Regions from separate parts of the Homo sapiens genome. Here region 2 is linked to region 1. Evidence: read pairs that join two places in POLR2A ChIA-PET (ENCODE). Cell type or tissue: Caco-2. All regions are shown on one strand.

Region 1 (2,500 bases):
AGACATTTTTCTTTGTAAATTTATTGAGTGTTACTGTGTGCCAGCAGTTTTGAAATGTATTACTTCTAATCCTTACAATAACCCTGAAAGATAGGTATTTTCTCTGTTTTATAGACAATTAAACAAGTTGGAGAGATGAAATGAATACTTTCTAAGGTCACAAAGTTGATAAATGGCTGAATTAGGATTTGAACCCACTTCTGTCTGTCACCAAAACTCATGCTCTTTTCACTACACCATGCTTTTTTAGGTAATAACTGTAGTCTCAACTCTGGGGTTTACATTATACTCAAGGAAAGAGGATATAGATGTAAAATTTACCAATAGTACAAGATAATACATACTAAATGCTAAATGAATGGTTTAGTGAGTTAGTATTACAGATGTTCAGAAATGGAAAGCATCCCTCTGTAGGGAACCAGAAGCCAAGATGTCTTCATTTTTGTACAAGAAAAGTATTCTGAGTGTACTATGTTACTTCTTTATTCAGGTCAAGCTTTCACATAAATACATTTTGGATGATGGGGTTATTTATCAAGTCAATTCAGTTCAAGTCAATAAAATTCGAGCATTTATCATGTAAACATGGTTGGGCTCAGAATATTGGAGAGCCAGGGGTGAGTTAAGATTAACTTGTCCTTGAGTAACTTACATTCTCTCGAGAAAAAATTTTTGAAACATCAACATGTAAAGAACAAATGCTGTAATTCAGTCATTCAAAAAATATGTTTAGCACATACTACACATTGTTTTAGGCACCATGGGGTTTACAAAAAATCCAAAAAATTAATAAGAATGATCCCGAACTCTAACTTCACAAAAAAGTTTAGTTATTAATAGTAGGTTAAAAGCAGTAAGTGCGATTAAAAGATATAAATAATCTTGGTACTGTAAGCTTAAAAATTAAATCCTCAGGTAGTATTTTTATATAATATAACAAATGAGGAGTGATTAGAAATTCAATAAGAGAGAAGGTATTTATTAACATGGTAATCAACAGGTCAGACATTTATTTGAACATCTTATGGTATATTGGTGCATTGGACTTGGCATCCGAACATTTACATTGGTGTTACCAACTACATGATTTTAGGAAAGTCTCTTCCCATATCTGATTCCTGTTTCCCCATCTGTAAAATGGGATCATATAGTTGCCCTTCCATTTTCTAGATATTTGCACAAAGAAGCAACCCGGTTGAACGGGTTGACATCTAGACAGTCTAGAGTTTGAACTCTGGCTTCAGGACTAGATTGTTAGGTGATGCTGAGAGGTTCCTTAGCATCTCAGGGCCCCAGTTTCCTATTAGTTAGTTGGGAAAAATAGCACTTACCTGTCAGGAATTATTGTGAATACTAAATGAAAAAAATGTTTGTAAAGTGATCGGTCTAGTAGCTGACACATTGTAGGTACAAGTCTTATAAAAATATTAAGACTCAGGCAGCGTGTACAGAGATTTGAGATGTATTCCCTGCCCAAAAGGAACTTAAAGATTAGTTGAAAACAAAACTGACATACATGAAACAGTATTGAGCAATGCCAGACAGTATATAATTAAATGTCTGATTACTTGACACATATAGTAATATCATATGAATATTCTAGGAAGTTAATAAGGGCTAATCTTATGTTATTAAGAAGCCAGAATCCTGCTTCTACTCTATGCTCTTGCTGTTTGACTTTGAGCAAGCCATTTCATCTTCTTGGGCCTTAATTTTCCCACCAGTAAATTGAAAGAGTTAAAACATCAAATGTGCCAGCACCCAAATTTCATAATTCTAGTTAAGAAAGAAGGCCATGGAAAAGGTAGAATTTCAATAGGAGACACATGAGGTGAACCTTATAAGTGACAGTCCAACTGTAGACATGACATGGTTTTTTTTTTTTTTTTTTTAAGACGGAGTCTCACTCTGTTGCCCAGGCTGGAGTGCAGTGGCGCAATCTTGGCTCACTGCAAGCTCCGCCTCCCACTTCCTGGGTTCACGCCATTCTCCTGCCTCAGCCTCCTGAGTAGCTGGGACTACAGGTGCCCGCCACGACACCCAGCTAATTTTTTATATTTTTAGTAGAGATGGGGTTTCACCGTGTTAGCCAGGATGGTCTCAATCTCCTGATCTCACGATCTGCTCGCCTCAGCCTCCCAAAGTGCTGGGATTACAGGTGTGAGCCACCGCACCCGGCCGACATGATGTGTTTTTTAGAAAATGAAGCGATAAGAGGCTGAACGTGGTGGCTCACGCCTGTAATCCCAATACTTTGGTGGCTGAGGCAGGAAGATCACTTGAGGCCAAGAGTTCAAGACCAGCCTGGGTAAAACCCTGTTTCTACAAAAAAATTAGATTCCACATGCATAGCAAGACCCTGTTTCTACAAAAAAAAATTTTTTTAATTAGCTGGGCATGGTGGTGCACACCTGTAGTCCCAGCTACTTGGGAGGCTGAGGTGAGAGAAATCACTTGAGCCCAGGAAGTCGAGGCTGCAGTGAGCCATGTTCATGCCGCT
Region 2 (2,500 bases), 300 kb after region 1:
ATTATTGAAAGATTGAGTTAAACATTGGTTTAGCTTAGGAACAGCATCTGGCACATAGTAAGTGTTCAGTGAACGTTAGCTATTACCATCATCACTATTAATGTGTGCTAGTGACTGTCCTGAGTTACATTATCTAATCTAATTTGTAATCCTCTGAACATGGCATTCACTCTCCTTTAGATGAGGAAATAAAGCTCAGACTGGGGATCAGACTCCAAGTATGTCTTGCTCTAAAGCCTAGGCTGTTTTCTACTCTACTCTCACAAGCATCTGTTGCCCAGTACAGTGCTTAACACACAGTAGTGAGTAACCACATTGACTGTGTAAATATTACTTTGCTTTTGTCAGCACTTTGCAAAAAGGAAATTAACTTTTTGCAATTAATTAGTGCAAGTTGCCCACAGTGATATAGCTTGGTATGTTTTTCTTTAGTCTCAGCTCTGCAGCCCACAATCTAGGAGCTGAACTTTAAGGTGCTTCATACCTGTCCCTATAGGATCTAACTCTGGCAGCTTTGGGTTGCCTCTGCTTAGAGGCTTGGTGCCAGGGATGAGTGGAGAGACCTCTTGGCTTGATGCCTATCTTGGCTAGGCCTAGGGCAGACTCATGGTTTAGCCTTAGCCCTTCCTTTCAAGGTCCTTGGCTGGGGACTTGGCCTTGTGCTCGGTACAAAGGTGCACTGCAATGTGTTTTACTAGATGAGTAAGAAGATACTCCTCCCACCCTCTCTCCATAAAGTTGCCAGACTAAGTCCTTGAGCTGCTGACTTCAGAAACCCAAAGAGAACTGAAGCAAGTCCAGATTGAATCCTTTAATTTTCCTGTAGAAAATGCTGGGGCTCCCTCCTCGCTCAGCAAGGACTTAAAGCAAGCAGAGGAAGTAGCAGGGATTCCTCCCTGTCAGCAGCTATCTTTTGAAGAGTTTTCATTCTTCAGATCCTGGGCACTCTGTCTAAATGGTGAGCTGATTTCCTAAAATGAGCTGAAATGTCTGAGAATGAAAGTTACTCCACGGGGATTATTATAGTCAAATGAATCATTTCAGATTCTGCAAGAAGATCAGACACGTGAAAACAAAAATTTCACAAAGAGATCAAAGTACAGATTAAACAAGCACAAGACACATTGGCCACCTCTGTCTCCAGTGTCTGTCCATCAGGATTAGTTCTAGGCACACCCAGTACAAGCTCAGAAAGCTTTCCTTAAGTACACTAGAAACAGAGGGGACCCAGGGGCCTCAGCATTGCTAGTATCTGAGTGGCCAAAATACCTAGATTTGTTTCTCTGTGTCTAAAACATACCTTTTCAGAATCTACAGCTGGCCATTCCCAGGATTCCATGGTGGAGGAACAAGTCATCCTCAGCCAGAGGAAAGGGATGAAAACGAAGCTGAGAAATCTGCTGGCCTCAACTAGGAAAACTGCCCATTTTACCCAGGCATCCTATCCTTCTTGAAAGTTAGTGATCTGGCCAGGCATGGTGGCTCACGCCTGTAATCCCAGCACTTTGGGAGGCCAAGGCGGGTGGATCACCTGAGGTCAGGAGTTACCAGCCTGGCCAACATAGTGAAACCCTGTCTCTACTAAAAATACAAAAATTAGCTGGGTGTGGTGGCGGGTGCCTGTAATCCCAACTACTGAGGAGGCTGAGGCAGGAGAATCGATTGAACCTGGGAGGCGGAGGTTGCAGTGAGCCGAGATTGCACCATTGCACTCCAGCCTGGGTGACAAGAGCAAAACTCCATCTCAAAAAAAAAAAAAAAAATAGTGATCTACATAAAAATCATTTTTTAAAAATCTCAGTAATATGCACTCAACCAGGAATTGTGTGACCTTAAACCATCCTTGGCTCTGCCACTGGCTAACTAGGTGACCTTAGACAAGTCTCTTTCTCTCCCTGGGCCAGTTAACACATTTGTAAAATGAAGACCAAAATAGTTTATCCCCAAGGTTATGTATTGATAGAGCCAGGATTAGAACCCATTTATTCTGATTCCCAATCCACTGACATTCCTTCTTCTCTCCTACCTATCCCTTGTGATTTCATGGCACTACTAGGCATAATTTAACCCCAACTAGGATATTCAAAACTAAAAGCATGCTGAAGGAATGAACTACTGATAATGGAACACAAGGGATAAAACATTATGCTAAATGGATGAAGTCAGGCACAAGAGAATACATACTGTATGATATTTCATTTATATGTAGTACTAGATAGGCAAAACTAATCTATGGCGGTAGAAACGACGTTAGTCGTGACTTCTTGGGGAAAATGTGAAAGATGGCCGGGTGCGGTGGCTCATGCCTGTAATCCCAACACTTTGGGAGGCCGAGGCCGGCAGATCACAAGGTCAGGAGTTCGAGACCAGCCAGTTTGAGAGCAGCCTGGCCAACATGGTGAAACTAAAAATAAAAAATTAATTAGTATTTACTAAAAATACAAAAATTAGCCGGGCATGGTGGCGTATGCCTGTAATCCCAGCTACTTGGGAGGCTGAG

What was found. Peaks named below come from ENCODE experiments on the same cell type or tissue, not always from the same donor. Only the 100,000 strongest peaks of a DNase experiment are listed, where the experiment ranks them.
Region 2: POLR2A ChIA-PET joins it to region 1 with 6 read pairs; 3 of 35 experiments call an interaction of 5 or more read pairs at or near these places.

What each region holds. Positions count from the first base shown.
Region 1 is chr11:74,165,709-74,168,208 of GRCh38, reverse strand. The region is part of intron 2 of C2CD3 (C2 domain containing 3 centriole elongation regulator); the gene reads left to right. Among named protein-coding and RNA genes, the nearest start is that of C2CD3, 4.0 kb to the left of the region's middle. In Caco-2, no CTCF peak of the experiment used is centred here; no DNase peak of the experiment used is centred here.
Region 2 is chr11:73,867,551-73,870,050 of GRCh38, reverse strand. No RefSeq gene overlaps it. Among named protein-coding and RNA genes, the nearest start is that of COA4, 8.0 kb to the left of the region's middle. In Caco-2, no CTCF peak of the experiment used is centred here; DNase peaks (open chromatin) are centred at 623 and 1,162.